Linked DNA regions of Homo sapiens: region 2 is linked to region 1. A link is an interaction called in ENCODE POLR2A ChIA-PET data of the cell type or tissue named here. Cell type or tissue: A673. All regions are shown on one strand. Links, peaks and the distances in the headings refer to the core of each region. The heading gives the core; the rest is flanking DNA.

Region 1 (5,390 bases), core at 175-5,174:
ACTAGTCAGCTGTCAGAGGAGGAAGTTGGGCATGTTAGCAGATTTGAGATACCTTTAAAGTTATAAAGTCCTATTCATTTTCTAATAGCTCCTGTCAAGGCTTTTATACATGTGAGAGGTTGAGGTCTCTGATATAATATGATTATCCTACCTTCCTCCATTCTGATAACAATCAATGAAACCCATGAACATTGCATATGCAGTACCATGGATTAATTAAAAACTGAAGTAATGCTTAAAGCTACTGCATCTATACACAGACAAGAGCTCCCCTGGACTTCATCCATTTGGCTAATTCTGATGCTGGGCTTTTTAAAGCAGACAATATATGTGAATTTTTATCATTGCATAAATTGAGAGCAGTGACTCTCAGAATGGATCAGTGTTGAGGGTATTTGTGTTCCATCTGAGTGTCACCAAAGGGCATCCTCTGCATAGGAAGCTTCCAATAATCAAGTGGACAAGATGACACATTTTGTAGATATCAGTAGGCCTCTTTCCCTAGACACCCTGGTGCTTGCATGAAATGTCCATATACAAAATAGGTATGGTGGCAATGATGAAGGTAATGCATAGCCTTTTTTAAAAAAAGTGCATAAGTTGGTCTGTCTACTGCTGAGTGCATTTCCTATGCACAAGACAGACTAATGCTGAACCCCTGATATTCCAGCCCTTCTTCACTGTTTTGTGGTGGGCAGGTCTATGCAAACCTACTGTAAAGTGTGAGGAAGCTGAGAGACCAAAGAAAGGGGCTGACAAATACAGTTTCTCAGAAAGAAGCATTTGTCTAGGTGCAGTGGGTCATGCCTGCCATCCTAGCACTTTGGAAGGCAGAGCTGAGCGGATCACCCAAGCCCAGGAGTTCAAGACCAACCTGGGAAACATGGCAAAACCCTGTCTCTACAAAAATACAAAAAATTAGCTGGGGATCCTTGTGCATGCCTGTGGTCCTAGCTACTCAGGAGGCTGAGGTGGGAGGGTCACCTGAGCCTGGGAGGTCGCAGCTGCAGAGAGCCATTAACCTGCCACTGCACTCCAGCCTGGGTGACAGAATAAGACCCTGTCTCAAAAAGAAAAAAAAAAAGAAAGAAAGAAAGGAAAGAAAGAAAGAAAGAGAGAGAGAAGGAAGGAAAGGAAGACATTTAATAGGGACTTAGGAACAGAAGACATGTCTGTGTCTTGGGAAGCAGCAAGACAAGCTGGTAGATCCCCATGCATTGCCCACCAGACCTAGGGGTTTATATACCACAGGGAAGGAATGTGTCCTACACATTCAGAAGGCATGTGTAGGACAATTCAAGTATGATAACATCAAGGTTGTTTGACATAGGTGCAGGATTTATGGTAATTACCTGCTCTTACACAAGGAACAATAGATAACTGGAAATCTTAGAAACCTCACTGTAACAGGGGTTGATCGAAGCCAACATAGCAGATTAGCTTTCAAGTTGGAGTTGCTTCAGCCTCCACACTGAGAGAACCAGCCAGCCACCTGATGGCAGGTTGATTACACTGGACCTTTGTTATCACAAGTGAGGACAGCAATTTGTCCTCACTAGAATAGACTCATATTCTGGATATACATTTGTATTCCTTGCCTTCAATATGTCTGTCAGCACCATTATGGATGAACTTATGAGTTGCTTTATTCATTGCCATGGTATACCCACAATATTGTTTCAAATCAAGAAACTCATGTCATGGCAGAAGTAGAGCATCAATGGGCTCACCCCCATGGATTTCACTGGTCTTACCAAGAACTTGATACTACAGAAGGAAGTGACCTGATATAACGGTGGAAGAGCTTACTGAAGACTCAGTTATGAGGCCAGTTGAGAGATAATATTCTGCAAGGATGGGTATTATTTTACAAAGGGCAGTGTATGCTTTGAATCAACAACCAATACTTGATGCTGTTTCTCCCATAGACATAATGTGTGAATCTGAGAATCAGGTGGTAGAACCAGGAGAGATTCCTTTCACTATTACATTTAATCACCCTCTCTCAAAATTCTTGTTTCCCTTCTTCTCAACTTTGAGCTCTTTGAGTTTGGACATCTTGGTCACTAAGGGAGGAATGCTTCTACCAGGGAAAAATCAAAGATTCCTTTGACTTGGAAATTGAGACTCTACTTATCTTTCAGGCTCCTTGTGCCATGGATTCAACAGGCAAAAGGAGACAAATACGTTATTCTATTATCTGGTTGATTTCTTCTGATTACCAAGGGGAAAAGTATAGCTGCTATTTTCCTAGGGCTAGGGAAGACAGGAAATCAGGGGGTTCTCTGGAATGTCCTGTCGGACTCCACTGATAAGAGATTGTTGAAGGCTGACTGCAAGGCTGGAGCAGGAAGAGACATTCTCTTTCTTCTTTCCTTCCTGTTCCTGTCAGCAGGCCCCCAACAACACTGCACTGATCCAGAAAGAGCAATTTATTCCAGAAGCAATGGTTTATTCCAGTTCACAGTTATTCTAGACTACTAGAACCTCATAGCCTCATAGCATCCACTCGGAGGTATCAAGACCAGTTTACCAATGCCACCTCCTCAGAGATCTGGATTCTTTCTCCATGGTGCACCTCCTCCAAGTTTCTCGGGCACAAATATCAGCCAGGCAGCACAACTCTTCTTAGGGTTCTAAATACCAGATCCATGGGCCATCACTTGCATTTGGACAGGACGCTTGTTTTAGAGGTCCACTGTGTCTAACGGGGGTGCCTGCTCCTCAAGGCCTCTTCTCCAGGCTTCTGCATTCTGGTAATGCCGACCTCTCCTTCTTGTTTCTCTGACCCTACAGGAGGATGGTCTCTAATATATCAAAATTTAGAAGCTTCGAGAAGAGGCCTTGAGGAGAAGCCTGACTAAATCACTTGTCAGCAGTTGCACCTTTAACATACACTGTACATATCTAAGGAAGCATAAAGCAATGAACAGCATTTACTAAAGTATGTTCCCATCAAAACCTTTCAGGTATGAAGTCTTTACCTTGAATCAGACCTCATGTTTTATGGTTTTCACACTTTCTATGTCTAATTTTCATTGTTGGGAAGAAAAGTCATGAGTTAAATTAGGTAAAAATGCATCTTACTGAGTTTAAACTAAACAGTATTTTTAGAAATAAGCAGTTAATCTGAGGATAAAGTCTTACACAAAACAAATAAACAGAGAAAAACCCCCAAAAGTCAAGGACTGATAACATAGATCAACTGATGTTGACAAGAACTGATGTCCACAAGAGCAAAATGGAAAGACAATCTCTGGTTTTTTGTGTGTCACAGATGTGAAATATAGTTGGCCTGCAGTGGGAAGAATACCAAGAATAGGTAAGGATATCACCAAGGAAGGAGAGTACAGTTATCAAGAAAGACTTGAGATACCAGACCATCCTACACAGTACAATGAATGGCATATGAAGAAGTGGATGTACAGAGCTAACTGGGACATCGCATGGTACTGATCACTACCAGGAAGACATCGGATAGGAACCTGGGTGAAATCAGAAGGAACAAAAAGAGAGAGAATTATAATTGTGAGAAATACAATCAGTCTTGAATGTCTGACGACTCTGTGTGCATTGCAAACCTAATTTTCTATTGGTTCTTTCTGGAAAAAGACAAAGGCTCACTCAGAGGGACCTCTGTGACTTGGCCAGGCATCGGTTTCATATACTAACCTATTTCTCAGATTGCTGCCCTGCCCAGGAGGGTTGGACCTCTCAGAGTTGAGAAAAGAAGAGAGTCACTGCTCATAAAAACCCTGTGGGGCAAGATTAGTTTCATCTCCTCTTTACTGAGGAGAAAACTGAGACTCAGATAAGCAAAAGCTGCCTAGCTGGCAGGTGACAGAGCTTTGCTTAGAAGCCAAGTGTCTCTGACTCCAAGGTCGTCTGATGTCATACCTTTCCAACTGTAAGTTCAAAGTGTAGGCAGTTTAGAATTTAGGCTACAATATAAATCCCTTATTAATATCTCTCTCTGTCTCTCTTTTTACTATAATTGGGAAACTCTAACTGTAAGCTTCTTTGGGAGCAAAAATTTTGTGATCTTGTGATACTGTCTCAGTATTTTTTTTCACCTAAACAACTCTACTCTATAACTCTCAAGTTTAGTATTTACTTAGAAGCAGGAGATGTGAAAATTTTGAGTGCCCTAAGTATGTCTGGAAATACCTCAATTTGATTTTCACAGTCCAGTGCTACTCAACAAACTATAACTGAGCACTTACTCTGTGCTAGAAACAGCATTTCTGCTTTCCAAGGACCTCTAAGGTAAGAGATAAATAAACAAATAGTTTTATAACAACATAACTTAATAAAAAATATAAAATTACTATGAGACTTATGTGTAGGATGTTTTGAGTACACCGAATAGGAACACTTAACCCATCCTGGGGTAAGGTTAGTGGTCAGAAGAGGTTCCCCATAAGAGAAAGAATTCAAGTCTTGATGTCTAGTGCAGAAGTAGGAAAAGTGCAATCTGGGGAGTGGGAACATCTATTTAGAAACCACCAAGTCACTTCAAACTCAACTACCCTCACTTCATCCTCAATTACCTCCTTGCATTTGCATGTGCACACCTCTCTCTTTCTCTCTTACACACACACACACACACACACAATTTCTTATCGTGGTGAATAACAATCACACAATCATCCATCCAGTACTACAAATAGAAACCCAGGAGTTGACTTTATTATCCACCTCTCAACTATCACCAAGTCTATTTCTACCTCCTAAATATCTTCTTAGTTGCATCCCACACATAATGATATATCATATTTCTATTACTATTTAGTTCAAACTATTTTCTATATTGTGTCTACTGTTAAATCCATCCAATGAATGTTTTAATTTTTAAATTTATAATTGACACATAATAACTGTATGTTTATGTAGTACAACCTGATATTTTAATGCATATATGCATAGTATAAAGATTAAATTGGGGTAATTATCATATTAACCACCTCAAATATTTATCATTTCTTTGTGGTGGCAATGTTCAAAAATCTTCTAGCGATCTTGTAATATGCACTGTATTGTTATTTGGTACAGTCACTAATGCTGGTGAAGATGCAGAGAAAAGGGGATTTTTATACATCATTGGTGAGAATATAAATTGGTACAGTTATTATGGAAAACAGTATAAAGATTTCACAAAAAATTAAAAATAGAAGTACCATCTCCAGCAATCCCATTACTGGATACATATCCAAAGGAAATGAAATCAGTATGTTGAAGAGACATTTGCACTGCCTGTTTATTGCAGCATTACTCACAATAGCCAAGATTAGGAAATCAACTTAAATGCTCATCTGCACATTAGTGGATAAAAAAAATGTGGCATATATACATACAGTGGAATACTATTCAGCTATAAAACAGAATGAAAT
Region 2 (5,390 bases), core at 280-5,279, 64 kb after region 1:
CTAATATCCAGAATCTACAATGAACTCAAACAAATTTACAAGAAAAAAACAAACAACCCCATCAAAAAGTGGGCAAAGGACATGAACAGACACTTCTCAAAAGAAGACATTTATGCAGCCAAAAAACACATGAAAAAATGCTCACCATCACTGGCCATCAGAGAAATGCAAATCAAAACCACAATGAGATACCATCTCCCACCAGTTAGAATGGCAATCATTAAAAAGTCAGGAAACAACAGGTGCTGGAGAGGATGTGGAGAAATAGGAACACTTTTACACTGTTGGAGGGACTGTAAACTAGTTCAACCATTGCGGAAGACAGTATGGTGATTCCTCAGGGATCTAGAACTAGAAATACCATTTGACCCAGCCATCCCATTACTGGTTATATACCCAAAGGATTATAAATCATGCTGCTATAAAGACACATGCACACGTATGTTTATTGCGGCATTATTCACAATAGCAAAGACTTGGAACCAACCCAAATGTCCAACAATGATAGACTGCATTAAGAAAATGTGGCACATATACACCATGGAATACTATGCAACCATAAAAAATGATGAGTTCATGTCCTTTTTAGGGACATGGATGAAATTGGAAATCATCATTCTCAGTAAACTATCTCAAGAACAAAAAACCAAACACCGCATATTCTCACTCCTAGGTGGGAATTGAACAATGAGATCACATGGACACAGGAAGGGGAACATCACACTCTGGGGACTGTTGTGGATTGGGGGGAGGGGGGAGGGATAGCATTGGGAGATATACCTAATGCTAGATGACGAGTTAGTGGGTGCAGCGCACCAGCATGGCACATGTATACGTATGTAACTAACCTGCACAATGTGCACATGTACCCTAAAACTTAAAGTATAATAATAAAAAATAAAATATTAAAAAAAAGAGGGGAAAAGAGCATCTCACTGTACTATTAACTTCTTTATTAGGCTTATTTTATTTTAATAGTTTAGTGGGTAAGCTCCATAAAGGTAGAGAATTTTTTTTTTCTGTTTTGTTCATTAGTACATAACAAGCACCCAGAAAAGTGTCTGGAACAAAAGGGGTGCTTAATAAACATTTGTTTTTTTTTAAAAGCTACGTTTAAATACAAAAGTGCTAAAAATGTGGAATGTTCTCCCTTTATGTTAGTCTATTCCCTCCCAAAGTAATGAGTTGTGTACCCTGGCGTCTCCAATATTTAAACTCCCTCCTGTAAGAAGTTGTGTATCTCTGTCCTTTGCCCAAGACTTGTAGCAAATCCTTCATGGTGGAGCAGGAATAGGAAGCGTTTGACTTACTTTGGCCAGTGCATATGAGCAAACATGATGTTCAGCAAGTCTCAGCAGATGCTTGAAGAGTCATTGTCTGTTTCTACCAACTCTCTTGCTCTTTTCTGTTGCCAAAAGAGAAAGGCATGTCTCAAACTGGAGCTGCTTTTTCAGCCTGGGTCCTGAAATGAGGTCTGTAGACAAAGCCTGCAGCTGACTTGAGGTTGCCCGTTTGTAATGTGAGTGAGAATTAACTGTTGTTGCAAGCCAGTGAGACTTGGTGTTTTTTTGCCTTCTGATTACAACCTAGCGAAAGTCTATGTGAATTTTGGAGAAATGTGTGAAAATTAGCATGTAAAAATAAAAAAACATAGTTTGTTATACTTTATAGAAGTATTAAAGCTGTGTTACAGAAGGTGAGGACTGGGCCACAGGTTCACAAAGGACAAATATCCTCCAATATGATGTTAAGGTTTCCAAATTATTCATGTTCTTAGTTGTGTGTCCAAGGATGACACAGAATAAAGGCTCAGTGGATGTTTGATGATTGAATAAATGCAAGTTTAATTTTTTTTCATTTTGCATTTTTTGGGGAAAAGAAGGCGTAGGGTTGTTTAAAAAGAAACTGTGGGCCAGGCAAGGTAACTCATGCCTGTAATCCCAGCACTTTGGGAGGCCAAGGCGGGCAGATCATGAGGTCAGGAGATTGAGACCATCCTGGCTAACATGGTGAAACCCCATCTCTACTAAAAATACAAAAAACAATTAGCCAGGTGTGGTGGCATGTGCCTGTAGTCCCAGCTACTAGGGAGGCTGAAGCAGGAGAACCACTTGAACCCGGTAGGCGGAGGTTGCAGTGAGCCAAGATCACACCACTGCACTGCAGTCTGGGCGACAGAGCGAGACTCCATCTCAAAAAAAGGAAGCTGTGAAGAATAATGATAGGTTGCAATGACATTGATTGATAGTTTCCTTTTCCCTTCTGCACAGAGCAGGTGCCAGCAATCAGATAGTTTATCTGATAGTTGCTGCTGCCAATTCAGTTTCTGACTCATGATGGACTTTAAAACAGTTTATTCTTGGGAAACACGTATTTAACGTTTAATTCATTTTAATTCCTTCATTCTTTTACTCAGCGTATCTATTGAGAACTATTATGTGGTAGATATAGTACCAAGATAAAGTATGGGCTACACTCTTAAGATATTACTGGCTGGGCGCAGTGGCTCACGCCTGTAATCCCAGCACTTTGGGAGGCCGAGGCGGGCGGATCACGAGGTCAGGAGATCGAGACCATCCTGGCTAACACGGTGAAACCCTGTCTCTACTAAAAATACAAAAAATTAGCCGGGGGTGGTGGCGGGCACCTGTAGTCCCAGCTACTTGGGAGGCTGAAGCAGGAGAATGGCATGAACCTGGGAGGCAGAGCTTGCAGTGAGCCAAGATCGAGCCACTGCCCTCCAGCCTGGGTGACAGAGCGAGACTCCGTCTCAAAAAAAAAAAAAAAAGATATTACCAAATCTTCCTCAAACTCCACATCCATTTGATATATACCCTGAATCATCCCATAAATTTTATATCTAAGATATCTGCTCCAAACACAATCTAAGTTCATCCTCAATACAATTTGGAATGCCCTGCCACTCTCTTCCACACAAGAATAGCTAGCAGAAGGGAGAGTAGAAGAGGGAAGAGTATAGGGGCATACAAATACTGCATTTATGAGCACCATCTTGAAAAGTGGCATCTCAGCTTTAATTGCCAAGGCAATGATCTATTGACATGAGAGTTGTTTATAGAAAGTTTCTTAGCCCATTTGTGCCACTATAACAAAATACCTGAGACTGGGGAATTTGTAAACAACAGAAATGATTTCTCACAGTTCTGGAGGCTGGGCAGTCCAAGATCTAGGTGCCAGTGCCAGTAGGTTTAGTGTCTGGTGAAGGTCTGTTCCTCATATATAGCACTGTCTAGGTGTCATCACATAGCAGAAATGACAGAAAGGGCAAAGGGGGATGAACAGTGTGTTCTCACATGGTAGAAGATGGGAAGAACAGAAGAGACTAGGCTAGTTTCCTCCAGCCTTTTTATAAGGAACTAATCCATTTATGACGGTGGAGCCCTCAGGATTTAATCACTTCCCCAAATACAATGGGGATTTAAGCTTTAAATTGAATTTTGGATAGGACACATGTTCAAGCCACAGCAGGAAACAATGTGAAATATGCCAAAGAATGGCATCCTCTTTACATGTTTACTTTTCCTGCATCCTTACCATCCCAGGTCATAATTTTTGGCTTGTTCCCTAAGATACTGGGGCCTGTCTTCATCTTGCTCATCTCTTCTTCCCACTTCAAATTAAATCAAGATTAATTTGCCTTGTCTTGGCATTCAGGTAAGTTGTAGCATTAATCAGTAAGAATAACCACCCACACAGAAAAACCAAAACAAAACCTTTACTTAAGTAGCTCACGGAATTGGAAATCAAAAGGAGGGTGAGGGTAAGGTTGATTAATCTACTTGTGTAATTATATATTTAAAGCTTCAGGCTCTTCCCTTCTTGTTTCTCTGCCATTCATGGCTTCATCTCAATCCTGGTCTTAGGATAATTGCTAATTGTAATTGCCACTGCATGCTTCTTTGTTTGTATCTCATGAGAGGGGAAGACTATCACTCTACTGCCTTTTTTTTTTTTTTAAAGTAAGGAAACGTTTTTTCAGGGTTTCCCCTCAAAAACCTTATGCTTATTGTTCATCACCAAAGGTGGCTATATGTTTATCCTGAATAAGACCAGAGTCAAGGTACTTGCTTACCAATATGCTTATCAATATTAGCCTGGTTACCTCTATTAACTCCAAGCAAGGATATTGGGACACCCATACTAGGTTAGACTAATCCAGATCCATCCCAGGAGCTGGGATCAATCCCTAAAGCCCTCTGGTGGATGAGGAAATAGATGCAAAATTAAGAAGTGGTAGAATCCATGTTGAGGAGACAACTACAATATCTATTAGTTAGGTAATGAGGATAATTTCCACTTAGTGGAAGGCATTTTTTATTTTAAAATCTCAAACTTTAATCTCAAGTAATAGAAAGTGTGCACTTCAGAATCAGCCAGATGCTACACATACTAGTTGTGCTACACTGGATAGTTCACTCACTGAGCCTTTTCTTGCATCTGTAAAATGGGGATAGCACATAGCTCACAGGATTGTTGCAAATATTTCATAAGGTAGTATAAGAAAAATAACTGATAAAACTACTCAGTAAGTGTTGGTTTCATTTATGACAATCCTTGTCTTTACTTCAAGAATAGTGGAGAATGGAAAAGAATCTTCCCACCCTCCTACTTAAACAGAAGCTAACAGGTAGAAATCAATAATTAAGGCCAACCAATGTAAAATTTTTTTCTACTTATATCATGACATTGTTCATGAAATACTATATACGAAGTACAGGAGAAAGGGTTGAAGTGCTCTGGAGAGGAAATCCTAAGAAGAACATGCTGAAGGTCTTTACAATACCATTGGCTGCTTTTAAGATTTTCTGGTTTTGAGCAATTCGATTATGATGAGCATTAGTGTAGTTTTATCTGTTTCTTGTGCTTCAATGAGCTTCTTGGAACTGTGGGTTTAGAATTTTTTAAAGTTTGGAAATTTACCATTGTTTCTTCCTATATTTTTTTCCGTACCTCTTTACTTAAAGAGACTTATTACATGTATATTAGGCACTTGCAGTTGTTTCACAGCTCTCTGATGGTCTTTTCATTTTTAAGTTATTGTTTTCCTTCTGTGTTTTATTTTGGATAGTTTCCCTTGGTATGTCTTCAAGTTTACTCATCTTATTTTTTGCAACATCTAATCTCTCATGATTACCATTCACTGTGCATTTCATTTCACACATTACAGATTTCATATCTAGAAGTTGGACTGGGATTTTCTTTATGTATTCTGTGTCTATATTTAACTTTTTGAACATATTGAATATAGTTACAATAACCATTTTACAATAACCATTTTAATGTCCTTGTCTGCTAATTCTAACTTCGATGTTAGCTCTGAATCAGTTTCACTTTTCCCCCTTATCATGTGTTATATTTTCTCACTTTTT

The links. ChIA-PET counts read pairs that join two places held together with the same protein. Peaks named below come from ENCODE experiments on the same cell type or tissue, not always from the same donor. Only the 100,000 strongest peaks of a DNase experiment are listed, where the experiment ranks them.
Region 2: POLR2A ChIA-PET joins it to region 1 with 5 read pairs; 2 of 35 experiments call an interaction of 5 or more read pairs at or near these places.

Annotation. Positions count from the first base shown.
Region 1 is chr5:111,144,628-111,150,017 of GRCh38, reverse strand. No RefSeq gene overlaps it. Among named protein-coding and RNA genes, the nearest start is that of WDR36, 55 kb to the right of the region's middle. In A673, for the core only: no CTCF peak of the experiment used is centred there; no DNase peak of the experiment used is centred there.
Region 2 is chr5:111,080,392-111,085,781 of GRCh38, reverse strand. No RefSeq gene overlaps it. Among named protein-coding and RNA genes, the nearest start is that of WDR36, 9.3 kb to the left of the region's middle. In A673, for the core only: no CTCF peak of the experiment used is centred there; DNase peaks (open chromatin) are centred at 2,281 and 3,411.